Regions from separate parts of the Homo sapiens genome. Here region 2 is linked to region 1. A link is an interaction called in ENCODE POLR2A ChIA-PET data of the cell type or tissue named here. Cell type or tissue: A673. All regions are shown on one strand. Links, peaks and the distances in the headings refer to the core of each region. The heading gives the core; the rest is flanking DNA.

The links. ChIA-PET counts read pairs that join two places held together with the same protein. Peaks named below come from ENCODE experiments on the same cell type or tissue, not always from the same donor. Only the 100,000 strongest peaks of a DNase experiment are listed, where the experiment ranks them.
Region 2: POLR2A ChIA-PET joins it to region 1 with 23 read pairs; 2 of 35 experiments call an interaction of 5 or more read pairs at or near these places.

The regions. Positions count from the first base shown.
Region 1 is chr6:25,824,697-25,840,624 of GRCh38, forward strand. It overlaps SLC17A1 (solute carrier family 17 member 1), which reads right to left and starts at 7,356. Exons shown (of 13, transcript NM_005074.5): 1 at 7,298-7,356; 2 at 5,828-5,911; 3 at 1,765-1,937. The coding sequence starts at 5,861. LOC124901285 (a long non-coding RNA gene) reads left to right here and starts at 11,458. Exons shown (of 2, transcript XR_007059518.1): 1 at 11,458-11,836. In A673, for the core only: no CTCF peak of the experiment used is centred there; no DNase peak of the experiment used is centred there; H3K27me3 peaks cover 1,311 bases.
Region 2 is chr6:25,980,695-25,996,622 of GRCh38, forward strand. TRIM38 (tripartite motif containing 38) reads left to right here. Exons shown (of 8, transcript NM_006355.5): 8 at 2,470-10,537. The coding sequence ends at 2,993. LINC02980 (long intergenic non-protein coding RNA 2980) reads left to right here and starts at 11,973. Exons shown (of 3, transcript NR_186645.1): 1 at 11,973-12,224. RefSeq lists a silencer at 11,782-12,091 and an enhancer at 12,082-12,291. In A673, for the core only: no CTCF peak of the experiment used is centred there; no DNase peak of the experiment used is centred there; H3K27ac peaks cover 1,002 bases.

The DNA.
Region 1 (15,928 bases), core at 4,325-8,324:
AATGATATATCAAGAGAGGAGATAAAATTCAGTCATATAAAATGCTCAGTTAAACCCAGAGAAGGCAAAATGTGAATGAAAAAAAAATTAACAAAGAACAGATTTAACAAATAGAAAACAGTTACCAAGTATGTATTTTTCTATTCTTCCTTTCAGTTCTCACAGTTTTTGCCCCCTATATTTTGCTGCTCTGTTGTTAGGGATACACATGTTTAGAATCATTTGTTTTTGGATAATTCACTCTTTTTATCATTGGGTAATGCCCTCTTTATCTCTGGTTATCTTCATTGCTATAAACTCTGCTTTGTCTAAAATTAATATAGCTACTTCAGTTTTCTTTTGATTTGTGTTTTCATGGTTGCATAGTTTACATCTTTCTTCATCCCTTTACTTCTAACTTATCTGAGTCTTTATATTTTAACAGGATTTCTTGTAGATAGAATATTTGAGGATCTTTATTTGTTATCAATTCTAACAATTTCTGTCTTTTAACTGGTGTGTTTAGAACATTCACATTTAAAGTGATTATCAATATAGTTGGATTAAAATCTACCATCTTTTAACTTTTCTTTTGTGGTAAGCCTGCTGGCAGTAAATTCGTATATATGAAGGGAAAATTGAAGGACAAAAATTGAAAGACAATAAAGGCTTTCTCAAGTTATAGCTACAGCTTGAAATTTTACAGTCTTTCAGTTTTGTCAATAATTTTATTGAATACAGAATTCTAGGTTGGCAGGGGTTTTCTTTCTTTCAACACCTTAAAAAGTTCACTTTTCTCTCCTTATTTGCATGGTTTCTGATAAGAAGTCTGCTGTAATTCTTATATTTGTTCCTCTGTAGGTATTTTCTTCCTCTGGTTTTATTGAAATGTTCTTTTTGTCTTGGTTTTCTGCAATTTAAATATGGTATGCCTAGGTGGCTTTTCTTTGTTTTTGTTTTTGCTATTTATCTTGTTTGGTGTTCTCTGAGCTTCTTGGATCTGTGGTTTGATGTTTGTCATTAATTATGGAAAGTTCTCAGCCAATTTTTGAAAAAAATATTTCTTGTTTCCTATTCTCTCTGGCATTCTGGTCATGCACATGTTACACCATTTGATACTGTCTACAATTTGGGAAAGATCTGTTAATTTTTTAAAATTCTCTTTCTCTTTGCATTTCAACTTTGGGAGTTTCTATTGACCCATATTCATGTTCACTAATTATTTCCTCAGTGGTGTGGAGTCTACTGATGAGCCCCTCAAAAGCATTCTTTGTTATAATTTCCTTGATTTCTAGTATTGCTTTTTCATTCTTTTTATAGTTTCCATCTCTTTACTGACATTACCTATCTTGTTTTTATTTTTTGCTGCATCTACATCTTCTGGTAGATAACAACTGATTATCTTCCAGAGATGAAATTAATGAAACATTTAAATATCCTGCAAGTCAAAAACTTTAAAAATGTAATGTGTCTTCACCTTCCACTCCTAATTTAAAATGCTTTCCCTTTTTTTCCTCTTGTCCAAATTTCTTGATTGTAAAGAAGCCCTAACTCTTGGGTTTTATTCTCTCTCACATAGAAGGATTTACACAACAAGCCCTTCAGAAATACTGAGGCATACTTTAATCATGGGACATTTTATTTAGGTCACTCCTGGCAAGGTAGATGAAGACTTGAGCTTCTTTTTCAAATATAGTATCATATCAGTACAATTCCATATCTACACAAATTAGTTAGCAAGACAGGCTTTTAAACATTTGACTGTGGGGAAAATTATTGATGTACCTTTATATTATCCAGGAGCTTCTTTGTGGAGGTGTTGGGCAAACCATGTGGATCTGTGCTATTCACCATGACTACCATTGTGAGGTTCAGGCACGCACGCTGTGCTGTTATTATAACATTACAACAGTGCACAAGGAAAGACAATCCATAGCGAAAGGAACAGAAACCTGGAACTACAAAGTAAAACAGAAAGTCGCAATTGCTGACAGAGCTGAGATAAAAACATACTTTAACTATAGGAGGGACATTCAGAAATTTGGAGCCCTAGATATTAATTTAAAATTTTATTGTACTTAATGACCTTTGATAATTATTATATAATAAGAAGATGTGAGACTGATATAATAATACCATATTCTCCTTAAAATTGTATTTCCAGCTAGAAGTTCCAAGAAAATCAAGCCAATCTTTCAAGTTCTTTGGCTCAAGTCTATTTTTTAAAAGACCCTTTATAAATACCCTGTGTTACTCTTGGACATAAGTCCCCCTAATTACAACAAAGACATTTTCTGTCAAGAAAACTATTCCTTTTCCAACATTTAAAAAATACTCTGGTTGAAAGACTTATATATGCCCAATGCAGAGAAAAAAATGGCATTTTAAAAAAATGTAATTACTTATTGATATAAGCTAGAGTAATCAGTTGGTGTACAGCCAAACAAGTTCATTGATGGAAGAAAGTAGGGAGTCCAGAAACAGATACACATATATGGTTAACTTTTTAAAAATAAATGTACTAATGCAATCCATTGGAGGAAAGTAAAGTGTTTTTCAACAAATGGCATTTTTTTCAAGAGAAATACAGGTATATGTCTACAAAACAACACATACAGAAATGTTTATAGTAGATTTATTCAAAATAGCAGAATGTTTGGAAAGAATGGACATATCATGGTATGTTAATACAATGCATATTACTCAGAAATAAAAGGAAAGAACTACTTATACACAACAATTTGGATAAATCTGGATGAATTTCAACAAAAACATGTTCAGTTAAAGAAGCTAGATACCAGACAGTATATACTATAGGAATCTAGTTTTATGAAGTTCAAAAACAGGCAAAGTTAATCTATATGGCCCCCTCCATCTCCAAAATCAGCAATGGGAACCTACTTTATGTTGAATCCCTCTCACACTTTGAATCTAGCTACTCTGCCTCTGACCTGTACAACCAGATTTAAAGGGCTCATGTGATTAGATCTCTCCTAACTGCATAATTTCGCTATTTAAGATTAACTGATTTGGGACCATAATACATCTGCAAAACCCCTTGAAGCAGCACCTAGCTTAATGTTTGCTTAAATAACTGGGAGAAAGTGTGTATACACCAGGGGCTGGGAATCTTGAGAGAAAACTTAGAATTCTGCCTACTACAGTCCACCATCTGGCCCTTAAAGACTCATGTTCATTTCACGTGCAAAACATATTCACCCATTTCAAGCTTCCCAAATTCTTCATCTTATTACATTATCAGCTCAAGTTCAAAACCTCATCAAAATCTCATAGCACAAAGTCCAAAATCTCATCATCTAAATCAGGTGTGGAAGAGGGGCCTATGATTAATCCCTCCTAGGGCACAATTTCTATCTGTGGGCTTGTGAAACTAAAGAGACAAGTTATATGCCCCTAACACTTTTACCACGTAATGGTGGAACAGGTGTAGGATAAAGCTATAGACATTCCAGTTCCAAGGTGGGAAAAATAGAGGAGAAAAGGAGTCATCGATCCATAAAGGTTCTGAAGTTCAGCCAGGCCAATGTTGGATTTTTCATAAGGTCTGGAGATAATTCTTGTGGCTCTTGGCTCCACCCTCTGGGCTTTGGGCTGTATCCTCTGTGCTCATTGTTCCACCCAAGAATAAAACAGGGGCCAGGGAGCTTGGGTGCCATCTTGGAATTCTGTCTACTGCACATTCATAGTTAACTAAGAATTTTTTATTGCAAATAAATATTAATATCATAAATAAATAGATTTTTTATATCTATTGAGATAATCATACTGTTTTCCTCTTTCAATTAATTTGTGTGGAGTGACATGTATACATTTTCTAACATTAAGTTACTCTTTTATTTTAAGAATAAACCTGACTTAGTGTTGGTGGTTGCTTTTTTAATGTTTTTATAAATTCTTAGATTTGTTTTGTTCTGTTAATATTTTATTTAGGATTTGGTGTCTTTATAATTTTCATAAGACTATTTTGCTTTATATATTGGAAGCTATTTTATTAGATAATAAATATTTTACATCATCTTACCGAATTGAATTTTATATCATTTTGCAACATTCTTATAGAATCGTTTGAACTAGCAAAAGACTGTAAACAAATTAGATGTTTATAAATCAGTGACCATTTAAATAAATTATAATATATCCATCCATACCAAAGTCATTTGCAGCTATAAAAATGCTAAGGAAAATCTCTGCCAAAAATTGTGGAATACTCTTTAGATAAACTGTTAAATGAAAAAAAGCATTAGTACCCAACAAATAGTTGGCTAGTTTTCTGGCCAACTGAGCTTCCGTTGTTAAAAGATAAGAATATTAGATAAAATATGCTTAAAATAAACCATTTTTTTAAAAGCATGGGTGATCTAAGAGGAAAGATGAAATATTCAGGCCAAGGGCTTAGTGAAGATGGGGGCCTCAAAACATAAGTTGGGCCTTGAAGTCAGATGTTTCACTGTGGACTTTTGATCTTGGGATTTTTGGCCTTCCATGATATGGGGACAACAGGAATCAAATACCAAGGTCCTAGCGATGCGATAGTGTATAGTAGGAGACCCTCTCCTAAAATGCTTGGATGTCAAAGATTTACATGGTTCAATGGAGGATGAACACATTGCCCCCTTATCTTGTCAGTGGACTGCCAAGAAATTTTGTGCCATATGAACTTAAGAGCTGAATAGAAGGGGGTAAAAGAATACCCCTGAGAAATTTAATCATCAGCCAGCCCTTCCTTTGATTTGCTGCCTAAACTCAGTATCATAGGGAAGTGAATGGATCTAGAAAGCTATCAGAAACTTTGTAAACACACCTGCAGGAGTCTCTACATGGTAAAAGGGAAGTCATTGTCACCATGTCAGAGAAGGGCTCATTGTCTTAGTCATTTAGGGGTATGCTTTTGAGTTTTACTCATTTCTCTCCTCCACATTGCTCCAGGAAGTCCATGAATTATGTCTAAACAAGTTTTAAGTTAAAAAGAAGACCACAGGGGGAATTCTAAAGTGTTTGGGATTGAGTAATAAGAATACCGCATATCAAACTCATGGACAGAGTAAAATGTGCATCTGTAAATATATTTATCAAAAAAGAAAGAATTTAAACACTTGGAAACTGAGCAAAGGAACAAACCCAAAAAGTCTAAAAGGAATTAAATGCATAAGGGCAGAAATGAATAATATATAGAAAAAAACATATATATATAAACTTTGAATGCAGATTAAATGGACAACTTAAACAATCAAAATAATTAAGTATCAAAGTTGATACAAGAAGAAATACATAATTTAATATACAGTAACTTTTTCATAAGTTGAAAAAGTATACAATCTATCGCTCATCTCCTTTTCTGGGATTTTGTCCCCTATGACATTGACACAACGCTAAACCAATAGCAGTAATCCTTTATTGTCATTACACTACCCTGCCTAAAATAAACAGCTTCTCTCAAAAAATATTCAGTACACATTCAGCTGTTGATGTCCAAGAATGCAGGGACTCAAGAACATTCATCCTGCCTTACTTCCACTTACAGATCTATCTCTCTTTCTCTTGGAGATGGAACCAAAATAGCCCAGTTTTTTCTGATATTTTCCACTAAATGATAAACTGACAAGTGCGCAAAAATGAAAATAAAGTGTAAGCCACCAGAGTATGTAGAATCTTTTTATTTAGGGCTTTTCTGGTGGAAAACCATAGTAGGACTGGTTTCTTCTACCTTCTTTTCTGAACATTTTTAAGACCCCATATGTATATCACAAAAATATTCTTCCACATGGAATCTGTGATGTAATATTTAAGAAAAAGAACACCTGTTTAATGGAACAGAATAAAGTGCTACCTTTTTTGGGAGGCAACCGGTTATCCATTTGCATACACGGCTGAAGTTGCTTCTCTTCTTGCTGAAGGGTTTTGCCTCCACCCACTGTGAGTGCAAAACACGTTGATGTCAGCATAATGTAGAGAGGCAACTGACCAAACACTACCCAGTACTCCTCTCTGATTTAAAACCGCTTCCAAGGATAACTTGCTCCATCACAGCAGTGCCCATTCACCTCCATTATGTGCTTCCCTTGATATTTATTTTACTTTTGTGATTGTTTTGGTTGATTAAAAATATATGGAAGACCTGAAAACTACAGAGAACAAACAAATAACCCTGCCAATCCAGAATTCTAAATCCGTGATAATATTCCTCCAAAGTGAGAAATGGAAAGAATTCATTGCCAGTAGACCTGCCCTGTAAGGAACACTAAAAGAAGCCTTTCAGGCAGAAGGAGATTGCTATAGGTCAGAAACTCGGCAGTATGAAAAGAAAGGAAGAATGTCAGAAAAGGAGTAAGCAAAGGTAAAACAAATTCCTTTTTTCCCCCTGTATCTTAATAGAGCTGGAAGATACTATCTGCTTATTGATAAGATCAACTCAAGCAGAGGCTAATCATTCGTTACACGTCCACATGCCCCTGTCCGTATCTTCAGTTTCCGTGGATAGAGCAGCCACTGATGCAAAGCTTTATGGCAGGAAGCTCAGTGGAGAATCAGAATGGAGCAGTCTCCTATCAGGCAACCCCTTACCATCAGAATTCAGCACCAATATGTGCTGGTCAGGTTAGACCTCAGGATTTTACCATATCAGATTATATGATACCTAGTGCCCCAAAGATACCAAAGTCCTGAGATTGGATTTGCAAAATATTTTTGAATAAGCAATTTGTCAACCATCATTATCACACATTGGAACCTCTTCTGGGGCTGCTGTTTATTTCAATACATATATACATACACACCAAATGCACACACAAACCACCCATACGTATGCACCACATACATACATACAACATAAACACATGGTACAAACTCCCCTTATGTTCTCCACACATACACTCCAGACACATAGCAAACCAAACATATAAATACGTTACAATACTGCATCCTCAAAACGGAAGTACAAACTACAAACACCACACACATAACCACACACACACATAAATGATGGGCACAGATGCACCAGGCGTACACAGTGTGCCACACACATTACAGACACAGCACACCACAGCTATACAAGCATCACACACTGTACAACACATACTTCTCTTTCCTTGTGTCCCTGTGAACCTCACACTGATTGCTAAAAATATGTTCTTTTTTCTCTTGTGAAAAGCCTCAGAAGATAGGGCATATTCCACCCCTCCCCACATTTTCCCCTATTGCTAAGTACTTTCAATAATATCTTTGCCAGGGAATGCCCCCTTACGGCCCTCTGGGGAATCAACTGATTGCTCATTTCATTTAATGAGCCCCGTAGACTAACCTGATTCGGGACAAAAAAGTGATTTCTTCTTCCGCTGTGAAGACTTTTCTCTCAACTTTACACAATATTGACTTTCTAGGATTACCAAGTTTAGCCCCATAAATCATTCACCAAATCTTTTGACATCACTGTGTCGAAGTTAAAAGCTTAATTTTTAACTTTACTGTTACCTTTTCCTTAAAGCTTCAGGGAAGGTGTGTGGGTCAAAATCATCCAGTGGACCAGAAACTGGGAATCTGCCAGTAATTTCATGGCATAATAAGCAGACACCCTTAGTCTCTCTCCCTGCCCAGGAGGTAGAGCTTGCCTGCCATAAGTGCTCTCAAGATTTCTCTATTAAGGATGGCTCTGAGTATACAATGCTGTTCTCACAGGAATGTTGTGGCTTTCTAAATGCCCCATAAATGCCATATTAAATTTTTACTCTTAATTCCCTTCCTTCCTTTCTTCCTCCTTTTCTTCCTTTTTTCTTTCTTTCTTCCTTCTCTTTCCCTTCTTCCTTCTCCCTCCTTCCTTGCTTTCCCTCCTTCCCTCACCCTGTCTCCTCCACACTCCTCTCTAAACAGTACATCTGTTTGACATTCAGCATACTCAGAAAGAGGTACATTTTATTGAGGCATGTCCTCTGGAAGGTGTGGCTTCTCTCATGGCTCTTCCTGCAATTACTGTAGGTTCTGGTTCATCCACTTGGTTATAGCAATATCCAGAAACATTAAAAAAAAAACATAGAGAGACAGGATCTCACACTGTCACCCAGGCTGGAGTGCTATGGTGCAATTATAGCTCAGTGCAGACTTGAACTCCTGAGCTCAAGGGATCCTTCCACTTCAGCCCCAAGTAGCTGGGATTACAGGTATGCAACACTGTACCCAGCTAATTGGTAGAGACAGGGTCTTGCTGTGTTGCCCAGGTTGATATCAAACTTCCTGCCACAAGCAATCCTTGTGCCTTGGCCTCCCAAGTGTTGGAATGACAGGCGTGAGCCGTCGTGCCTGGCCCCTAATACTTTTAACTTAGAACTCTTTGAAGGTAATCTACTAATTACTTAAAAATATCCAAGCACTAAAATCAGTGATTTTGCATTATAGGTAATTTATTTCATGCTTAACAAGTTTTTTTTTAATTTTTATCATGCTTTTAAAGTGCTCATTAAATGTTTGGCACATAGCAGATGCTCTGTAAATTCAACCAGTTATTTTTTTCCTCTAAAGAAATGTTGTAAATCTTTAACCCCTTTGCCCAGGAGACTTTGATGTTGTTATTCAGTTAGATTTTTTCTTTTTCAAAAGTCCAGATTCTGCTGGTCCTCTTCTGTGTGTTGCAGAATGTTTGTACTGTCCTGTTTCATGCTGGGCAATTTCTGGCATTTTCTGAAAGAGGAGCCCTTTTAGTGATTGAAACCCCTAGGTCAGCAGTTGTTCAAAGTCCATGTGTTAAATAATAACACTCCCATCTGCCATCAGTATCCCAGTTCTGGATACTGATTACCTGAAGGAGAACCATCTTTCTGTTTGCTGGCCCCAAAGCTTTCTGCTGCTCTGTGAGATTCTTTGAAATTGTTTCTTTTGGATTCTGTGTTTTATGTATTAAATTTTTAAATTTATCATTTTATTATGGAAATGTTTAAGCATACAAAAAAGTAGATCAGTTTAAGATAACTGTGTACATATTCACCCACTTCAATAATTATCAATATTTGGCCATTTGAGTTTTCATTTGGCCTTTTGAATGTTATCAACAACATTCAATGGTTGTTTTTTGTAGCATTTTAAAGCAGATCTCAGACATTATGTCATTTCTTCTATAAAACATTCAGCATGGCTATCTAATTCATTAGGACCTTAAAAGATATAACTAACATGGTATCAGCACATCTAGTAAATAAACAATAATCCCTTAACATCACCTAATATCCAACCTTTATGACAATTTTCCCAATTGCTTCAAAATTGTGTCCTTTATATTTGCTTGATTTAAGTGAGGATTTGAATAGGATCCACATAATGGCGCTTAATTGTTACGGCTGTCATGTCTCTTATTTTATAATAATCCCCTCTCCCAGTTTACATTTGCCATTACTTAAAAACAACAACAATAAAACAGGATCCCTTGCAGAGTGTCTCTCCTAATTGGTTTGGCTAATAGCTCGCTTTTAGGATTATTTGATATATTTTTGTATTTCCTTACATCCTGCAAACCGTGAGGTTTATATAGAGGCTTGGTTAGATTCAGCACAAAAACAATTCACAGGGATATGGGATGATACAGGGTACTATCGCTCCGTGTTGGGAGGCACATAATAGCAGGTTGTCTCACTTTTAGTGGTAGTAAGATTAATCAGTAGTTTCAGATATTCTTAGCCTGACTTATTAATAAAGTTTTCACCAACATTTCACCTATGGCTTTTAGCTACAGTTAGTAAATGTTGCCTAGATCTATCATTTGATTAGAAGTTATAAAATGGGCCGGGCGCGGTGGCTCATGCCTGTAATCCCAGCACTTTGGGAGGCCGAGGCGGGTGCATCACAAGGTCAGGAGATCGAGATCATCCTGGCTAACACGGTGAAACCCCGTCTCTACTAATAATACAAAAAATTAGCCGGGCATGGTGGCAGGCGCCTGTAGTCCCAGGTACTCGGGAGGCTGAGGCAGGAGAATGGCATGAACCCGGGAAGCGGAGCTTGCAGTGAGCAGAGATTGCGCCATTGCACTCCAGCCTGGGTGACAGAGCGAGACTCCGTCTCGAAAAAAAAAAAAAAAAAGAAGTTATAAAATAGTGATTTTCTAATTCTATCATGTCTCCTTCATTTATGAGCTAGAATTTTTTTATAAAAAAGGAAATTTACTTTATCAAACATTTGGTAAGCTGGAAATACAGATTTAATAGGAAAGTTACCATAGTTACTTGATAAAGTTCTAAAATAAGTTAGTGTCTTAGCAAAAATGACCAAGTACTATTATGACCTCATGGATTTTATTTGATGTTTTACAGTCTATTGCAGTTCTTATTCCTTTTCGATGCTCCAATTGTTCCTTCTTTGGTCAGTGGGAGTCCCTTCAAGCTGATTTCCATGTCATTATGATATGACTCTTGTGGTCTTGAATAGCTTTCTTGTCTTCCAACACACAAAAAACTTTCCAGCTTCCTCTTATATATTTTCTTTTTTTTCTTTTCTATTATCAGATCTGGGCTTTCTTAGGAAGTGCTGGCTCCTTTCAGCAGGAAATAATGTTTAGAGACCACACTCTGAACACTAAGTGCTCATTGTTCCTGGCTCTCACTGCTTTTAGATGTTTTCAGTGGAAGAACTTGAAAAGGGTATTTTTTTGAAAAGAAATTATAATTTTTTCCTTGTATTTCTAATTCAAATTTAGGATTAGGGCTATTCTCAAAATTCCTTTGATTTTATAGTCTTACATATTTCTCTTTTGTTGAATATCTTTGTTCCCAATGAATATACTTTTTTGCTTTATTATAGCATGCCTGTATTAACATGAAAATAATACTAATAGGATTGCCAAAATCAACTGCTGCCTTCCCCAGAAACAGATCCTGAGATGAAGATTAATGTTAAAGTGATGTAATGGTATTTTCGGGAAAACAAACCAACAACAAAAATAGTAAGGAGGTTGGGAAGTGGGCAGGGAAAGAAAGGAGACCAAACAAGGGTACAAAAACAAGCCAAGTCTGGAGGAAGGTAATTTTGGACTAATGCTACAAGAGAGCAGTGGGAACAGTGTAGTCTGCACCTCAGATTCATCCTAACCAAAGGTACAGAAGTTAGAGTATTTATATGCCAGTATCCATCAGTGGTTGGCTACAGGGTATCAGGTTTTGAAGGGAAGGCATGGGTTAAAGAAAGACATACACACACACACACACACACACACACACAGAGAGAGAGAGAGAGAGAGAGAGAGAGAGACTGGCTTAACAGCAAATGCTGGCTTTATGTCCAGCATTAGACCTACAGATGTGGGAGACCAGCTTAATGTCAGGGCCCACCGCTGCTTAAAGACTGGGGCAATTTATAGCTCTGGGCAGGAGGGATCTGGCAGGGGCGCGGCCTAATGCCTGGGAAAATGTTGATTACGTGTTCCCAGGATGAGGCCGTTCTAGCCCTTTTTCCGGCTGAATGTGGTGTTCTTTGCACTTTCACACTTTCTCCCAGCAGAATATGATAAGAGGCAGGCTGTTTCTTATGGCCCAAACCCCCATGGAATGTTTCACTTTGACCAAGGTCTGAGAAATGGCGGTGGGGGAGGCTTACAAAGTGGTGTAGTTTGGACTAACATTCTTGCCTTCTACTTTAATATAAAAGGGAAAGGGGTGTTGTTGACTATCTGGTTGCTTCCTGCTGAACAGGGGCTCTGTTATCAGGGTTGGGGTTTTGAAGTAGTGGGTGTCCAACTTCAGAGTTGTTTTCCTGGAGCTGCTGATACCAAACTTGGCAGAGGAGAAGGATGGCATCAATGGGTTTCTGGGTGGTTGCCTGGACAAGGGAGTTCAGCCTTCGGGAGATAAAGCAGGATATGCAGGTGAGTACACATGGGCCAATTGTTAGTATTTGGAGGAGGAAGGTTAGGGGTCCTAAGAAAGCGGTTACCCAAGGCGTATACTTTAGGAGGGATGACCCGTGCTACCAAGAGTTAGTGACTTGATGTTGGATTTCTGCATCCCTGTTACGGAGCCCATGGGCTTCTTCGCGAACAATACCAGATTCATAAACATTAAAAAGCATTCTTCTTGGAGATATACACATGTGCCCCCATTTTCAGTGATTAGCAGGTCTAGGACCCTTTGGTTTTGGAGAATGACTCCCACAAGAGAGTTTATCTGCCTTGGGAGGCTTGCAATGGAAGTATGCATGTCCTCTAAGGTATTATAGAGGACTGTAGAGATTTTTTCAATATAGGGAAGTTGAGGTTGATATACTTGCTATTCCAGTGCCAAGTGCATCTGAGATGCTTAATCCTGTTACCAGAGGAATAAGATGTAGAGCCCGCTTAGTGCGTGTGGAGGAAGATGAAACAGAAGCTACCAAAGGAACCTGGATGGTCTGGTTGTTTAGCAAAATGCTAATGTTTGAAGATTGAAACCAGGGTGTACGTTCTTGACCAAATTGCCGGCAAGCAAAGATAAGAGTTTGTGCCATACAGAAAGAAAAGACCGGGGATTGAGAGGCAAAAGTTGTAAGTGAATGTAGCGAGCTATGAGAAGATAGATAGGGGTTGAATCCCGGACAAACTTTTTGTTCCGACATTTTGTTTCTCCAGGTTGAATAGCTATTAGCAAGGGAAGCCCCTGTGAGGGTCTGATAGGGAATGTTGGTGTGGGAGGATGTGAAGGCTGTTTGGTTTTGGAGAGAGAGAGAGAAATGGGTTTTTGTTAACTAACAGCCATTGTGGCCCTGATGGGGCAGAAGGATATAGATTGCAGTTGAGGGAATTGTGTGTGCATTTTTTTTACCAGGGGGTAACCTTGGGTTGGATACATGAAAAGCTGGGCCAGCACAGAGGGGAGGGATTGATAAGAGGTGTTTTATGGAATCGGGCTTGTAACATGTTTAGTTTAGAGGTTATGAGGTGAAGGATGGTGACGACCCTATGTGTGATGATGTGAGTGGATTTGATAGATTGGAGGGAAAGGTGTTTAGCTGAGAAAGATTATAAACAGATTTCAGGAGTGGATTGGCTGAGTAGGTAAGATGCAGGTTTATTCTGGACCAGGGTTATGTAGTTAGGTTAACAGAAAGGGCAGTGAACTTCTGGATTTGTGTGGACTAACAAATTTAACAGTTGGAAGAAAGACGGGTGTGTGACTGATTTAAGAGGCAATGTGTGAGGTTGACGACGGGGGCCTGACTGCCAGAGGTTGGGTGGGGTGGGGGGAACTTAGAGTACCCCACAGACAAAGAAGACAAAAGGAGAAAAAGGAGATTTGAGAAGGAGTGAATATTTGGAAGGCCCTGCAGCCATAGCTCCTGGATTAATGTGAGAAATTGGAGTTGACTATTCAGGGATCTGGGTAGGGAATACCAGGAAATATCTGAAACAAGATATGAGATAAAAGATTTACAACTGGAGTTGGAGAGTGTTATGGACTAGGGCCTTCTGGATTGGCAACTTCAGGAATTTTTAAGTGCAGTGAGGTTGGTCCTGTGAGGGAGGAAGAATATTTTGGGGGTGAGGAAATTGCTGAATGTGGATCTGGTGCTCTTTTTAGTTTGGAATGGTGTGTCCAGTGTGGAAAAGATGTTAGCTTTGCCTCTGTGGGAGTAGCTAGGATAACCTGGTGAGGGCCCAACCACTTAGGTTGGAGAGGGGCAGAGGAGTCTGCGATACAAACCCAGTCCCCTGGTTGTAAGGACAGGGAAGAGTGTTTTGAGGATGGACTTTCAGGCTGGGGCAAGTAAGTGTTAGCGTACTGTCTTATTAGATGTGTGATATATATTCCCTCTAAAACTTGATGAGGTTTATACCTTTTTTTTTTTTTTGCCAAGTTTTGTGATTCTTTCTTAGTGGTAGGAGTTTCAAGATATAACTTGTTCTTTACCTTGGAGATGATATTCTGGCATATTTGAGACCACTGGATCCCTGAAAACTTCACTTATGTGGCTAGTCCCTGACACTTTGTAGGCTTTCTCTCCCCTCCCTTGGGAGTGTATATATTTTTACATGGCATCCAGAGTCCTTGTTCCTTCTTGCTATTCAGCTCTAGTTAACATAACTGCATGCTTATAGTGAAACAATGTGATGTTGCAGATAATCAAGATCCTTTCAGATTGTGTTGTGAAAGAGGCTGGCAAGTTAACACATTCCTTGACAAAACTGTGAAAGAAGTACTGTTGTCTATCCCAAGTCAATGCAAACTACTTATAATCCTCCTTTCCCATGGCTCTTCCAAAGAACACACTCGCCATACTAATACCTGTATAGGAAGTGACAAAGCCTCTGTTGATGTGTTCCATCTGGCACACCATATGCAATTAAGGCTACCACTGGATCCCATCTGTGGTGGTCCTCTACCATCTGCCACAGTCTATTTATTCTGGGGCCACATTGGTGAGTTGAATGGGAATACAATAGAGATCATTACTCTAGCATCTTCTACATCTTTACAAATGGCATTACTGTCTGCTATTCCACCTGGGCTGTGGTATTGCATCTGAATTACTAATTCAGCAAGAGTGAACTGTTTTTGAGCATTTTCATGTAAGCTTCAATGATATTAAATCCTGAGTCACAGCAATGTGCCCTCATATTAACAAGATCTCCCTTATCTGGACTTACCTTCTGCCCCCAACACTCTGGTCCCATATTCTAGGCATGCTCTCCTTGTCCCTTCCACTTTAGCAGGGCCAGCACTACACTATTTGGACCATCCTAAGCCCTGACCTAGCTATTTGTCAAGTATTCAGGTTTACTATTTGTTAAGGTAATAGAGAACATGAGGATAGAATTTGAATAAGCAAGTATTGTCTTGCAAGGCATCTGTATCAGCTGTGTTTTCTGCATGGGAATCTTCAGGAAACGGGATGCTGCCATCCCGCAGCATGGGGTACTGGGATAAGGATACCAATAAGTTTGAGGGTAAATTTCAGGCCTTGACTTTAGCATGAGACTTCCCAGGACTTGACTTTAGCGTAAAGTCGAGTGTTTGTCTTTGTGTTTTCTGCTACTCTGACAATCAAATCCTGAGTCTGATCTTCAGAACATGTCTGCCCTCTGCTATTGGAGATCAGGATATCTTTAAATGCTGCCAGGGAAATTTTCTGACTTTCACACCATTCTCTGATGTAATTGGCCATCTTGAGTACATCGGTGATCATGACCACCATCAAACAGCCAACTTCAAAGTTGTTCTAATTGCCATTTCCACACATTTCTCAAATGCTAGAGTTATTGACCAAGCCAGTGCCTTCCCTTACACCTGTATCCCATCTTTCATTCCAATGCACAACAGGACAGAGTCAGCAGTTGTAACGCTACAGCAGGCCCGGGTTATCACCAATGCTTTTACAAACATCAAGGGGGGGTCCCTGGGCCGCCTGGCTTGTCAGTGATATAACTCTGGAAGTTATTATAAGAATCTGCATCCTAGGTCTTCTTGTGGAAACAACTGGCTTAGGTCACATTCTTTAGAAGCAGACCCTGAGATGAGGATTCCTGTCAAATGATTCATTAGGATGTATTTCCAGGGAAACCTGACTGAGGAGAGCATAAGTAGATCTGGAAAGGATATAAAGTAAGGTCCAGTTCACTTCTTAGGGGATTTGGGAGATCGTGTGGACCTCGCTTGCCAAGCAGAAGCAAAGGGAGATGGAGCATTTATATCTGTATAGTGATGCTTTGAGTAAGAGCTGTTCCCGGGCAGACACAAATTCCCAGGCACATCCAGGTTGGCAGGCAAAACTGGCTCCTGCAGCCTGAGGGAGCCCTCTAACAGAAAAAACAGGTTCCAGGTGTTGGGAATGAAAACTCATCAGGAGCTGGTATGCAGCAAAATGGTAAAGGGAACTGAGGGGATATTGGTGGAGTATTGAGTGTGTGCTATAATGACTGAATGCAACTATTTTTAAATTTTGATGGGAAAGAGCCTCTAGATTGATTTATTTCTGCACTTCTGCG
Region 2 (15,928 bases), core at 4,805-8,804, 160 kb after region 1:
ACAGGCATGAGCCACCACACCTGGCCCTTCTTCCATTCTTAATAATGCTCTGACTTAATATCTTTTGATATAATACTATAACAGTATATGACTATATTATCTATCTTTTAGCTTCCAATCTTTCTATATGTTTTTGTTGATGTGTCACACCAATAGATAGGTGGAATTTTAAAAATCCAATTGATATTTTTTCTCTTAAGTGGTATTACCACCCCGTAAACATTTTAATTTCTCAACATGGGTTTTCCTGGGTCATTCAGGTAATATGAATTGAAACCCCAAACTTCTGTGAGTCAGGCTGATAAAAGCTAACTGAATAGAGTTTGAAAAAGGAGGGTATTTACAAAGGTGAGGAGTTGGGAAATCCACAAGGAACAGGAAGCACCCAGAACTAGGAACAGTTAGAGAGCCATCACCTCCTCTGGGCCTCAAGTGGCAGGTGTAGGGAGCTGTAACTATACTAGAGTGTGCCCAGAGGCAGAGGAATGCAGACCCTCCAAATCATAGCGTGGGACTGGGGTACTGAATACTCCCAAGGCTGCTTCTTTGTGCCCTATGGTCTCCTCTGGTGCTTCCCATTGGCTGAACCAAGCCAGAGGGCGGAAAGCCTGGTTAATCTGTCCATGTCAGCCTTCCTGGGCACAGAGCAAGACAGGGAAAAGTGAGGGATTATTTGGAAGAACAAACAGAGAGCATCCAGCACAGGAAGTGTTTCTGAATACTTGAATTCCTTAATTGTCACAGACCAACTGATCAACATTTAACTCAGTAGCACAGTGGTTTCTTAACTCTCTTGTTAGAACATCCTATTACCATTTTTTATTTTTAAAACTGCATACTGTTCAGTATCTCACTTTAGGTTATCAGATCTTTTTTCTGTCTTGTTTGATTCTAGTCTGATATTTTTCATGTATATTGGTCCTCAGTGTATTATTATCTCATACTAATGCTTATGGAACATTATCTGAGGGGAAAGAGAAGAGCTTACAATTAAAAGTCATGGGACTAGGCATGTGTCATGAGACCTGGGTCTTCCAATAACAAGCTAAGACATTAGCTGAGTCATTTTCCCTCTCTGATTCTCAATGTTGGTGGTTATTCAGTAGAGAAGGGAAAAGGTATCTTTCTGCTCAACTGTCTCATGATTCCTGGAAGTCCTGCATGGGAGAAGAACTTTGGACAGGATGGTAACCATATTAACAGGTTAGTTCTGTACCTTGGCATCCTTGAATAATTAAGACGAAGATGATGTTGATGATATCATTATTACTACATGTTGTTAGAAGAGCTGAAGCAGGACTGGCTTGTCTGTCATAATGTAAAAGAGTCTTGGAAGATGTCCGGGGTCCAGGGTCCAAAACCCCTCGTGGCCTTTGGAACACCAAGCTCTGTGCCAAATGGTGGAAGGCTGCCCTGCCGCACCACAAATCTAAGCCTAGGGCATAAAACCCCTTGTGGCTTGGATGGAACCCAGGGCTCAGGGCATAAAACCCCTCATAGCCTCTGGAAAGTGCACAGACTTGTTGGTTCCTTGCTTTTCACTCATAAACGTGTCCTCTACTATCTCAAGCAGCAGAGTATATTCTACATGTGTCAAAGAAAATGCTAAACTGTCACAGCTACGCTTAATGCACCACTACCTTTCTACCCCCATGTCCTCATGCCCTCACCTGTTTACCCTCACGTCCTCACCACCTGCTTCTTTGTTTGATCACCAATAAATAGTGTGGGCTCCCAGAGCTTAGGGCCTTTGCAGCCTCCAATCTAGTGCTGGCACCCTGGACCCACTTTATGCACTCTTAACTTGTCTTTTCTCATTCCTTTGACCCCGCCGGACTTTGTAGCCCCCACGGCCTGGTGTTGGGCCTGATCACCCCAACAACTACCACTTATTAGGTGGTTACCATGTACCAGGAATTTTACCAAGCATTAAGCAAACATAAGCTTATTCAATCCTACCCACCATTCTCTGCAACAAATACGGTAATTTCCACTTTATAGTTAACAAACTGAGGCTCAGAAAGTTAAATGATTTGCCTAAGCTCACCCAGTTTATAAGAAACAATAGTTGGGTTTGAACACAGGCTGGTTTTATTGAAAATAACTTGTGGCTGGGCATGGTGGCTCACACCTGTGTAATCCAGCACTTTGGGAGGCCGAGGTGGGTGGAACACTTCAGGTCAGGAGTTTGAGACCAGCCTGGCCAACATGGCGAAACCCCATCTCTACAGAAAATTTAAAAAAATTAGCCACTTGTGGTGGTGCGCACCTGTAGTCGCAGTTACTCCGGAGGCTGAGGCAGGAGAATTGCCTGAATCCAGGAGGTGGAGGTTGCAGTGAGTTGAGATAGTGCCAGTGCACTCCAGCCTGGGTGACAGCAACACTCCATCTCAAAATAAAATAAAATAAAATAACCTGTGTTCTTCACAGCAACAAAATTATTTTTGTTTGTTTTGTTTTGTTTTGCAGTTAGTGTGACTCTGGATCCAGATACAGCTCATCACGAACTAATTCTCTCTGAGGATCGGAGACAAGTGACTCGTGGATACACCCAGGAGAATCAGGACACATCTTCCAGGAGATTTACTGCCTTCCCCTGTGTCTTGGGTTGTGAAGGCTTCACCTCAGGAAGACGTTACTTTGAAGTGGATGTTGGCGAAGGAACCGGATGGGATTTAGGAGTTTGTATGGAAAATGTGCAGAGGGGCACTGGCATGAAGCAAGAGCCTCAGTCTGGATTCTGGACCCTCAGGCTGTGCAAAAAGAAAGGCTATGTAGCACTTACTTCTCCCCCAACTTCCCTTCATCTGCATGAGCAGCCCCTGCTTGTGGGAATTTTTCTGGACTATGAGGCCGGAGTTGTATCCTTTTATAACGGGAATACTGGCTGCCACATCTTTACTTTCCCGAAGGCTTCCTTCTCTGATACTCTCCGGCCCTATTTCCAGGTTTATCAATATTCTCCTTTGTTTCTGCCTCCCCCAGGTGACTAAGGAAAAGAGCAGAAGCTCCTTGGTTTAACCAGCACAGAGAAAATAATATAAATCCCATAAGGGCAGACGTTTGGTCTGTTTTCTTCGCTGTCATTTCCTTAGTAGTTAGACTAGTGCTGAGATTTTAGTGGATATATAATTGATTTATGTTGAATATATGGACTTAGCAACTAAAAATACCACAGATGGTTAACCTGGACTGGGGCAAAGCAAGATAATAGTGATGATCGTATGTTGCTGTCTCCATCCGTCTTTAATGGGTCAGGGCTTTGATTTCCAAGGGTCTTCAGGTGATGAGTAGGGGTACCCACAAGTCAGAAGGTCTGCGTTCTCCTAGTTTGTTTGCTGCCATTTGAACTCATGTAGGGAATGAAAGAAAGCTGCAATTATCCGCCAACTGCATTTAAAACAAAACAAAACAGAAAAATCAAAATAACATTGACTCTTCCAACCACTGACATGTTGTTTAATAATCTAAGCGGCAGTCCTGGAGGCTACCAGACTTACTGAGTTCTACCTGAGAAACAGCCAAGCAAAGTGTGAGAGAAGGGTTAAGACTGGCTTACAATGAGATGCTTCAAATGAAAAGGGAATTATGAGTAAAATTGAACTTTGATGGGGGATTCAGTTCTGGAAAAGAATTTGGTATTTTCCAGTCTGCTAGGACCAATTACCTTGAAATATTTTAAAATCTCAGTAAATAGTTATTGCTGAAATGGCTGTTGGCAGTTCTTATTATGATTCAGAGAAGAGCAAATAGACCTTAACTTCATTTTGAAAAAGACCAAATTACCATACCCGAGTGAGTAATGACAGGACTACAACTAAAACATAAACAACATTAATGATGACCATAAAAAGTCACAAAATTGCTAAATGTTATAATTTAGAGTTGACATAAAAATTGATGGCCAGGCATGGTGGCTCACGCCTGTAATCCCAGAACTATGTGAGGCTGAGGCAGGTGGATCACTTGAGGTCAGGAGTTCAACACCAGCCTGGCCAACATGGTGAAACCCTGTCTCTACTAAAAATACAAAAATTAGCCGGGCATGGTGGTAGGGGCCTGTAACCCAGCTACTCGTGAGGCCAAGGCAGGAGAATTGCTTGAGCCTGCAGCAGCTGCAGTAAGCCAAGATCATGCTGTGCCTCAAGGAAAAAAAAAATTAATGTTTACTGATATTTGTTGAAGTCCTACAACATCACCTCTGAGAATAGGAGAAATGAAGCAACAGTTGTGTCTAGATGTCAGAGGCATGGCTGGGCCTCCATCTCTGCCTAAGGGAGATATAAAAGAGTTCAAACTATTGCCCATGTTCCCCAGGGTCAGAAGTTCTAATTATGATGATAGAGGCTGGGTTGTAAGTAGTAAGTGAAGGGTAGCAGAATATGCCATCTTTGGCATAAGAAGTATTTTGAGTTGAAGACAATTGAGAAAAAAAATAGATTAAAAACAAACAAACACCTCTGCCCTCTCCCTATTTGCCTAAAAGCAGGATATGAAATTGTGAAGGTGTCTTCTTACTCGGGGAAGAACAAAAGTTAGTCACCAGAGACTTTAGACTCTTATCAGCCTGGACATAGCACCAGAGAAGTCTTTTTTTTTAAAAAAAAAAAAAAAAAAAGGGAAAGAAAAAGTTGCCTTCCCACAATTTACTGCACTAGAAACTCAAAGTCCTTTTCGTCTTCCTTGTCACTTAAAAAATGTATTCTTTTCTTAAAATGCTATATAAGCCCAAGTTCTAAATCCTCTTTTGAGTATTCATCTCAGTACTCCCCTGTGTTTGTACAATGCACATGCTTTGTTTCTGTCTTGTCAATCTGTCTTTTGTTAGTCTACTTGATAGGGCCACAGATGGAGAACCTAAGATGAATAGAAAAAAAAGATTTTTCTCCCCAACAGAAGGATTATCGCCAGTTGCACTTGTTCTATATACCCGTAGTCTCGGTATGCTGACCCAGACTTGGGTAATAGGACCCAGTGGGTAACCGAGGAACCCCACCTTTGTGCAGGATCAGTGAAGATGTAATCTGGATATTCATAAGCTCTTCTCTACCTCTTGGCATCCCACAGTCCTGTGTTAATGTAAGTGTGGTCTTCCCCAGAAAGGGGAGGCCTCCCTAACATTGTTAAAGCCTAGCATATGCTGCTTAGAGGAAATTCTATATCCCTAAGCACTTAGATTGCTGAATAAGAAAGAATGATAATAAAATAAACAATTAAATAAAAGTTTTAAAAAATGAATAAAATAAACCTGTGGAAACTATAAGGAAGGCCAGAAGAAATATAAAATTGGAGATTAATTGGGGTGCAGGAAAGTTATGGAAAGAATATAAGTCCTGCTAGATAAATCATTAGCTATTTTAATAAAGAATACAGAAGAAAATAGGAACAAAAGAATATATACTGGAATAATTTTGAGAGTAATTTGAAGAATTAGATGCAAATAAATTTGAAAACCTTTAAAAAGAAACCAATGGCCTAACTGACCCAAGAAGGGAAAGAAAATCTAAACAGACTGATAAATACAAAATGAAATTCAGACACTTACAGAGCAGCCAGGCATGGTGGCTCACACCTGTAATCCTGTCACTTTGGGAGGCTGAGATGGGAGGATCACTTGAGGCTAGGAGTTTGAGACTAGCCTGGGCAAGGCTCCCATCTCTAAAAGAAAAGAAATTAGCTGGGCATGGTGGCATGTGCCTTAGTTTCAGCTACTCAGGAGGCTGAGACGAGGATTGCTTGAGCCTAGGAGGGCAAGGCTGCAGTGAGCCATGGTCATGCCACTGAATTCCAGCCTAAGTGACAGAGCAAGACCTTGTCTCAAAAAAAAAAAAAAAAAAAGTTACAGAGCTCCAACTAAATAATGTGGGGAACAAAAGAAAAAAGAAGATGATTTTATGGCTGATTTTTTTTTTAAGGAAAAGCAATTCATGTACCCTTGAAGATTAGATTAAGTTCTATAAAATAGCCCAAAATGACAGTGGCTGAAACAAGTTTATTTCTCTCCCATTTAAAGCAAGTCTAGATGTGGAAGTCTGGGAAGCCCAGAAAATCCAGGTCTTGTTTGTGTATGGAAACTCCAGAAAATCACAGATTCCTTCCAGCCACCCCTCAATTACCCCTGGGATCCAAGAGAGCCACTAAAGTTCCAGCCATCATACTCACAACCCAAGTTGTAGGATGGAAAAAAGGACACAAAAGTAGGGTGAAGAGCATGTGTGCAACAGCTCTCTTTTACTCTAGTGTCCTAAAACCTATCATAAAACCTTTGGCTTGCCTTGCATTAGCCAGAATTTAGTACATGGCCACACTTAAGAAGTCAGAAAGATTAGCTTTTTTTCCAGGGTAGTTGGCTGAAAATCAGGAGTTCTCATATTAAAAAACAGAGAAGGGACATCGAATAGATGACCAACAATCTCCTTCACACTCATACTATTTAAACTGTCCTAGTCAATGACCAAAAAAGAAAAGCCTACAAACTCATTGATATAAAAGCTTAACAAAGGTACTCCCCGCCCCCCGCCCGCCACACACCATCCCCAAAAGGAAATTTCTAATCCAATTAACAGTCTTAGGTTGGGCTGCTGAAACAAAATACCACAGCCTGAGTGACTTAAACAACGACAATTTATCTCTCACTGTTCTGAGGTCTGAGTTGATTCTTTGTGAAGGCCCTTTCCTAGCTTGCAGATGGCTACCTTCCTGCTATGTCTTCACATGGCAAAGAGAGAGCTAGCTTTCTGGTCTTTTCTTATAAGGGACCAGTCCCATCATGCCCATCATGAAGACTCGATCTGCTAGGATCTCAACTAAACCTAACTATCACCCAAAGAGCCCACCTCCAAAGACCATCACATTGAATGTGAGAGTTTCTACATATGCATTGTGGGAAACACAAACATTTACTTCAACTGTAACTATTGAAGCAAAAATGTCCCCCCACCATAGACATCCAGCACCACAGTAGTACATTTATTACAATTGAACTTACATTGACACGTCATTATCAACGAAAGTCTGTAATTTACATTAGGGTTTATTCTTGGTGTTGTGCTTTCTATGGGTTTTGACAAATGTATAATGTCATGTATTCACCATTATAGTATCACAGAAGTTTCACTGCCCTAAAAATCCTGTGTTCTGCCTTTTCAACACTTCCTGTCACCCAATTTCTATCAACTAATCTTTTGACTGTGTCCATAGTTACTGTCTTTTCTAGAGTGTCATACAGTTGTGAAGCAGGAAGCAGGAGTGAACTCCGGAGGCAGGGACTTTACTCCGGACCAGATTGAAGACTAGCCGAAACAGGGACGAGGTTAAAGCACCTCTCCATAAGACACGCCCACCAGCGCCATGTCAGTTTTTCGTTGCCATGGCAACAACAGGACATTATCGACTTCTTTCCTCTGTACCTACTCCGAAGTTACCACTCTTTTTCTAGAAATTTCTGCATAATCCCCCTTAACATGCACTTAACTAAAAGCAGGTATATTACTGCAGAACTGCCCCTGAGCTGCTACTCTGGGCACATTACTTATGGGTTAGCCCTGCTCAGCAAGGAGCAGTACCTGTTCTGCTGTTGTACACTGCTGCTTCAGTAAAAGTTGCTAACACCACCACTTCACCCTTGAATTCTTCCCGGGCTAAGCCCTAATTTTTGGCTTGCTTGCCCTGCATCAGTTGGAGTCATATAGTATGCAGTCTTTTCAGGTTGGCTTTTTAGTAACATACATTTAAGTTTCCTTCATGTGTTTTCATGGCTTGATCGTTTCTTTTCTTTTTCTTTTTCTTTTTTCTTTTCTTTCTTTTTTTTTTTTTTTTTGAGACAGAGGAGTCTTGCTCTGTTGCCCAGGCTGAAGTGCAGTGGCACTGGCTCACTGCAACCTCCATCTCCCAGGTTCAAACGATTCTCATATCTCAGCCTCCCGAGTAGCTGGGATTACAGGCTCACGCCACTATGCCCGGCTAATTGGGGTTTTCCCATGTTGACCAGGCTGGTCTCAAACTCCTGGCCTCAAGCAATCCACCCACTTCGGCCTCCCAAAGTGAATGCATTTCTTTTTAACTCTAAATAACATTCCATTATTCAGAAGTACCACAGTTATCCACTTACCTACTGAAAGACATCTTGTTTCCAAGTTTTGGATAAATTATGAATAAAGCTGCTATAAACATCTATGTGCAGGTTTTTGTGTGGAGATAAGTTTTCAATTCCTTTGGATAAATACTAAGGAGTGTGATTGGTGAATCTTATGGTAAAAGTATGGTTACTTTTGTAAGAAACCACCAAACTGTCTTCCAAAGTGATTGCACATTTTGCATTCTCACCAGTAATGAACAAGTTACTATTGCTACATATCTTTGCAACCTTTGGTGCTGACAGTGTTCTAAATTTTGGTCATTCTACTAGGTATGCAGTGGTATCTACTTGTTTTAATTTGCAGTTCCCTAATGACATGATGTCAAGCATCTTTTCATATGCATACTTGCATCTGTGTATCTTCTTTGGTGAACAGATGTTCAGGTCATTGGCCTGCTTTAAATCAGGTTATTTTCTTACTGTTGAGTTTTAAGTATTCTTTGTATATTCTAAAAATATTGTTCTTCATCAGATCTGTCTTTTGCAAACATTACCTGCCAATGTGTGGCTTTTCTTCAACACTTCTTTGTAAATTTGCAAGTCCTTTGAGAAAAGAAATGCACCCAAAGTATTAATTTGGCAATCTCATATCACGAGAGTACTCTAAAGCTAAATAAATTACAGTTTTTCAAATTTTGAATTAATTGATCTTTGCTATTGTTAGCAAGGTCTTGTATTCTTTTTTTTTTTTTTTTTTTTTTTTAATAGAGACGGGTCTTGCTACAGTGCCCAGGCTGGTCTCGAACTCCAGGCCTAAAATGATCCTCCTGCCTTGGCCTTCCAAAGTACTGGGATTACAGGCATAAGTCACCACGCTCAGCCATCTGGTATTCTTTAGCAACTGTTTGGTAACTTAATCTTTCACTTTTTGAAAACAAAAAATAGTTTTTTTCTCATAGTTTTCTAACAAAATCTTCATAACTGAAATAATTTCTCTTTATCACCTCTTCTTATAAATATGGTTTTCTTTTTTTAAATAAAAATTTAAGACATTTTATAACTGGCCAAATTTACTAGCTTAGATACTATTAGATAGTCAATATTTTTTGTTGGATATTTGATTTTTATTTCAGGCAACTAATATCTATTCATTTTTGCACTGTTGGAAGAAAATTACTGATCAAATTCACTATGTATTTGCAGAAAATGGCTTTCAATATTGTCTACTTTATCATCCTTTTTTTTTTTTTCTTTCTTCCTTTTTAGATACAGGGTCTCACTATGTTGCCCAGGCTGGTCTCCAACTTCTGGGCTCAAACAATCCTCCCTCCTTGGCCTTCCAAAGGGTTGGATATGTTTTATCTACAGTTTTGTTGTTTTGTTCTGCTACAGGATATTTGCAATTGCCATTTATCATGAAATTCATGACATACCTTCTTCCACTCTCCTTTTTATCTTTATTGTTCTGGTTATAGGACTAGCTTTGCATCTCTACTCAATTCTGTATCAGTAGTATGCTTTCATTTTAAATTTTAAGTTTGTCCATATGTATATTGACACAGGGTCTTGCTCTGTTGCCCAGACTGGAGTGCAGTGGCAAGATCAGGGCTCACTGCAGCCTTGACTGCCTAGGCTCAAGTCATCCTCCCACCTCAGCCTCCAGAATGGCTGGGACTACAGGCACGCACCACCACACATGGCTCATTTTTTTGTATTGAGACAGGGTTTCTCCATGTTGCCCAGGCTGGTCTTGAACTACTGGGCTCAAGCAATCCTCCCACCTTAGCCTCCCAAAGTGTTGGGATTACAGGCTTGAGCCACCATGCCTCGCTTCTACACTTATTTTTAATTCTAAAATAATTTATAATAATAAATATTAACAATTAGATTTAATTACTGATAAATATTAAATGTTAAATAGGTTTTATTAAATAATTAAATAAAAATGAAAATAATCAGTATTTCAATTTAATTACTAATTATAATTCACAGTTATCCTTGTAACTCCTAATGTCTATATAAAAGATTTTTATATTTTTTAATTCTTAAAATTTTATTATTTATTTCACACCAGGCCATCACTGTGATACATTTTTTAAAACACATTAAATTATCACCAGAAAAGTGCTGTGATGGAAAATATAAATTGAAATACCTTTTCTGGTTAGGAGAGTAATTCTGTTTTTCTGATAGAGAATAGAAGAGTCCTTCAGGCCCCTCCAAACTGTCATATTCCGGGCATCGGGTGTCCCCATCCTCACTTCAGTCCACAGGCAGGGTCCTCAGTCTTCAGCGCTCCTTCTCTTTCCCCTTTGTCTTGTGTCTCCTTGGGTCTCTTTTCTCCAAGACCTAAACTCCCTGAGGACAGGACTATTTTTTACATCTTGATGTCACTCCTGAGCACTTGCTTTAATGTGTTGGACACTGGGTCCATTAAAGATTGTATGTGAAATTATAAAAGAAACGTTTTCACCTTTCTGTGGTACAGCTATAATTTCTGGTTTCATTTACCAACTGGGTGAAAGTGGACCAGTGACACCATTTGTCTGGGCCTTCCTTTCCTGAAATATAATATTGGGGCAATAGTCCCTGGTTCTTGTAAGGTGTTCAGGCACAAAACGCTAGGCATGTAACATACTAAATGAGGTTTTCCCAGTTAATTTATATGATTGCAAAGGACGTTCATATACACGGTCTGCTAAAGAATTCTGGGGCCAATTAATCTCTGTGGCATGATGGGTAAGTCGATCCCTTCTCTGGGCGTCTATTACTTCAGAAAAGGCATGAACTCAATTTTAGGGACCACACAAAAAAATTTATTCACTATCGTGTAGGACTTGGTCATTAGAGAGCTTTTGTTTCTTTTTTTTAAAATTTTTTTTAATTTTTATTTTCGTGTATGTGAATTTAATGGAGAGCTTTTAAATAACCAGATATTTAAATAACCAGATAATACAGATGCCCGGCCTGCTCCAGACAAATTAGAAAAGTATGTAGGTGAGGAGGGACCAGCCAGAAGGCGGTTTCAGCTCTGGAGTGACACTGAACGTACTTCTCTTCCAGGGATGTCACGAGGTGTCAATTTCTCTGGCCTTACCCAGGTCCATGCCCGCCCCCAGGGGCCCCAAGAATGACTTCAGCACCCCACCCCCACCTCCCTCTCCAGATGTGGGTCCTGGGAGCGTTCAAGGCCCGTCAGTCACTCGAGCCACCCCTTGGCGGCTGGACCAAATCTTGGGCTGCCGCCTGGATCTGCAGCTGGAAAGCGCCGTGACCACCGGTGTCCCCAGCTGGAGCAGGGCGGGCTGCACGACTCGCGAGGACGCCCTGAACCGCGGCTTCCTCTTTCATAGCCGCAGGACTCGTGGTCAGAAGGCCGACTCCAAGCCTCAGCGGATCCACGAAATGGCCTCTTTGAGGCTGTGGTGAAATTTAAGATACCCTTTCCCTGCCATTGTTACTGACGTACTTCAGCAAACAGGTTAAAGTTCTGAAAGGACGTGGTCACGACTTTATATTTCTTACAGATTTGTGTCTCATGTTTTGTGCGTAAAAACCATTCGTCCTCATTTGAGATTCTCATATCCGTAATTCAGTTATACATAAAACTGAATTCAGTTATATCATAAAATGTTCCCATGCGGGGAATGATTCGTTGGGGTCTCAGCCTGAGGCCAGACGCAGCAGAGAGATCGGGAGTTGGGGGATGGCGGGCGGGGAGCGGAGAGGAGGCCGCCCGCCGCCAGACTCAGGGTCCAGCAGAGCAGCAAATGCTCCCCGGCTCCCAGCCAGGGCGCAGCTGCTGGCCTGGGGCCGCCCCTCACGCCGCAGGAGCCCCGCCCGCAGCGCCGGCCCTGCCCCTGGCCTGTGAGGGCGCCAGCGCCCCCTACAGCTTGCAGTCGCCCTGCGCGCCTCCCCGCGAGGCTTGTTTTCTAGCGCCTCTGGTGGGCCGCCTCCCGCAGGCCTGGTGTGAGCCTGGGGTCCGTTCTCACAGCTGGATCTGGGGTCTGAATGCCGCGCCCTCTGGAGAGCCACAGATGGGTCTCCGCTGATGCTTCTCTCAATTTCCTCTAAGAGCGAGAGCTCCGGGAAAGGAGCCGATCCTGGTGGAAGACTACAGGTCTGAGTCCACTGGACGAAAAACGAGGTGCGTTAAGAGACCGCGGGAGTGGGGAAATGGGGAAGTGAGGGTGGGGACTGGGCAATGGGGGCGGGACGAGAGGTCTGGGGCTGGCGGGGACAGGGCTTAAGAGAGAGCCACCCCTCCTAGCCTTGAAGCTGTACCGAGCTTCCCTGTGATATTTTAAAATGCAAAAGTACAAAAATTGAAGTAATGGAACTATGCGTACGCACCTCCTAGATTTTTAAAGGTTAACGTGTGACTGTGTTTACTTCAGATGTTCCTGAAATAAATGAAAATGACCAGTTAAAATGAAGGAAGAACGCGCTTGCGTCCCTCCTAGAGGTCAAACACTCTTCTGAGGATAGGTTGTATGCTCTCAGCGCCTCTTTTTATTAAAAGTATTAAGAAGTACTTTTCCAAATATTAGATGTAGTGTGTCATATCATTTAAACGATTTTTTTTGTTTAAAATAGTCTTTTAAAAATAATCTTTTTATTTTTAGATTTTTTTGAGACAGAGTCTCGCTGTGTTGCTCAGGCTGGAGTGCAGTGGCGCCATCTCCCCTCACTGCAACCTCTGCCTCCCAGGTTCAAGTGATTCTCCTGCCTCAGACTCCCAAGTAGCTGGGATTAAAAGCGTGAGCCACCACACCCTACCAATTTTTGTATTTTAGTAGAGATGGGGTTTCACTATGTTGTCCAGGCTGGTCTCGAAATCATGACCTCCACTAATCCACCTACCTCGGCCTCCCAGAGTGCTGAGATTACAGGCATAAGCCACCGTGCCTGGCCACTTTAATCATTTTTGTTTTTGCATCTAGTCTAAGAAATTCTGCACTAAAATTCTGCACTATTTTCTTCTAAAATTTTAAAACATTTTCTATCTGTGTCTTTGTTAGATGTAGAAACTTTTGTGTATGATATGGGGTATAGCTATAATTTTATTTTTATTCCATATGAAAGCCAGTTTCTCAGCCCAGGTAATTGAATAGACCATCCTTTCTCCACCAACTCTTAAGGCTACTTCTGCTCTATTGTGTTCATAGTAGTTTCTAGGCTTTCTGTTTTGTTGTACTGATTTCTTCACCTATTTTTGCATCAAGGCTCTCCTCTTGGGGAAATAAAACAATCCTGCCAACCAAAGACCCCTCTGGATCCTCAAACACGCCATCAGCATGGAAGGCCGCTATGGCATAGCGAGAGATAAATAGGATTCAGGCAGTGCTGTCCTTACATCGCAATCATTCAGGTAGTTAGCAGGAGCATCAATCAGTACAGATATCCAGAGCTGATGGTCTTATTTGTATGAATGCCCAGTGCATATGGGATTGGAGGGGAGGGCTTGGAGTGGGATGAGGGGCTAGTGGGATCCAGAAAGGGGCTAGTCTTCAGGTCTTCCCTGGAGAGTATGTAATCTCTTATAACTAAGTGTTGATTTTTGTTTTGTTTGTACCTTCTTTAGATATTGAAGTATTCGCTAAGGCTTAACATGTAATATATTTAAATCTTCATATGAATACGTTTATCTGATAGATTTTGGTGAGACATAAACTATGAAACAAACAGAAAGATGGAACATGAGAAAGGGTCAAGGGTGGCCTTGGTTAGGGATGGCAGCTTTTACAACTATGAGCTAAGATAAAATTTAGAAGGTTTTCTTTTTATTTTAATTAATCATACCACTATTTTTCTCCTTTAATTTCCATATATAATGAGTTGATTGTAGTATTTTTATTGTGCTTAACTATTTTAAGATAATAGTTGTCTCTCCTCATTTTAGCAAATAATATATTTAATGAAAAATCAACTTTATTGAGGAATAATTTATACACAGTAAAATACACCTGTATTAATTATACAATTTGATGCGTTTTATATACCCAAACAGTTACTACTGTAATCAAGTTACAGAACACTTCCGTCAACCTAGATAGTTTCCATTTGTAGTATCACCTGTGCCGCCTCTTCCATCCTCTTGGCCCCAGGCAGCCACTGATGTACTTTCCATAATTACAGCTTAGTTTTCCCATTCCTAAAATTTCATATGAATGGAATTTATATCATATGTATTTTTTATTTTCCTTCACATTTTTGAGATTCATCCATTTTGTGTATATATCAGTAGTTTATTCCCTTTTATTGCTTTATAATATTCCAAGATATAGATATATTGCAATTTTTTTTTTTTTTGAGATGGAGTTTCCATCTTGTTGCCCAGGCTGAAGTGCAATGGCATGGTCTTGGCTCACTGCAACCTCCGCCTCTTCGGTTCAAGTGATTCTCTTGCCTCAGCCTTCCGAGTAGCTGGGATTACAGGCGCCCGTGACCATGCCCAGCTAATTTTTTAGTAGAGATGGGGTTTCACCATGTTGGATGGGCTGGTCTCAAACTCCTGATCTCAGGTGATCCGTACATCTTGGCCTCCCAAAGTTCTGGGATTACAGGCATGAACCACTGCGTCTGGCCGATATATTACAATTTATTTACCCATTCACCTGTTGATGGACACGTGGGTTGTTTCCAGTTTATAGCATTGTGAAACAAAGCCAGTATGAACATTTGTACATGTCATAGTATGGACATGTGTTCATTTATCTGGGAGAAATGACCCAGAAATATTGCTGGGCTGTATAAGTGTTTAATTTTATGTTAGAAACAGCCAAACTTTTTTCAAAGTAGTTGTAACATTGTCCTCTTACATTCACAATATATGAGAGTAGTTTCCTCCACACCCTTGCTCACCCTGGGGATTGTCAGTCCTTTTAACATTAGCTATTCTGTTGAATGTGAAGTATCTCATTGTGGTTTTGACTTGCATTTCCCTAGTAACTAATGATGTTTAAAATCTTTTCATGTGCATACTGGCCATTTGTATGTTTTCTTTTGTGAAATGTCTGTTGAAAACTTTTACTCTTTGTTTTGGCTTGTCATCTTACTAAGTTATAAGGTTCCTTATATTTTCCAGGTGCGAGTCCTTTGTCAGATACATGTATTATAAATATTTTCTCTCAGCCTGTGATTTTTCTTTTTCTTTTCTATTTATTTATTTATTTATTTATTTTTTAGGAAGAGTCTCACTTTGTCACCCAGGCTGGAGTGCAGTGGCACCATCTTGGCTCACTGCAACCTGTAGCTCCCGGGTTCCAGTGATTCTCATGCCTCAGCCTCCTGCTTTTCATTTTATAATGTTTTTTGAAAAGCAAATTTTCACTTTTGATGAAATTTATCATTTTGTTATTTATGTTTTATAAACTATAAACCTGTTGTTTTGTTTTAAAGAAATCTTTGCTAATCCTAGGGTGTTGATGATTTTCTCCTATTTTTTAAAGAAGTTTTATAATTTTAGCTTTTACATTTAAGTCTATGGTCTATTTTGAGTTAATTTTTGCATAAAGTTTGAGGTAAGGCTCCTGCTCCTCTCCCCCACACCGGATGTCTACTTGTTCAAGAAACATTTACTGAAAAGACGATTTTTTTACTTATTAAATAGCCTTGACACCTTTGTCAAAACCAGTTGTCCATAGATGTGTGAATCTATTTCTGGGTTCTCTGTTTTGTTTCACTGATCTTTGTGTCTAACCTTATACCAATTCATTCTGAAATACTTTCCAGATTACTATAGCATTTTAATAAAATTTTGATTGAATAGTTTAAGCCCTCGGACTTTTTTCCTTTTAAGTATATCAACTTGGAGAGGATTGATTCATATTTGTGTTTCATTTTTTCATT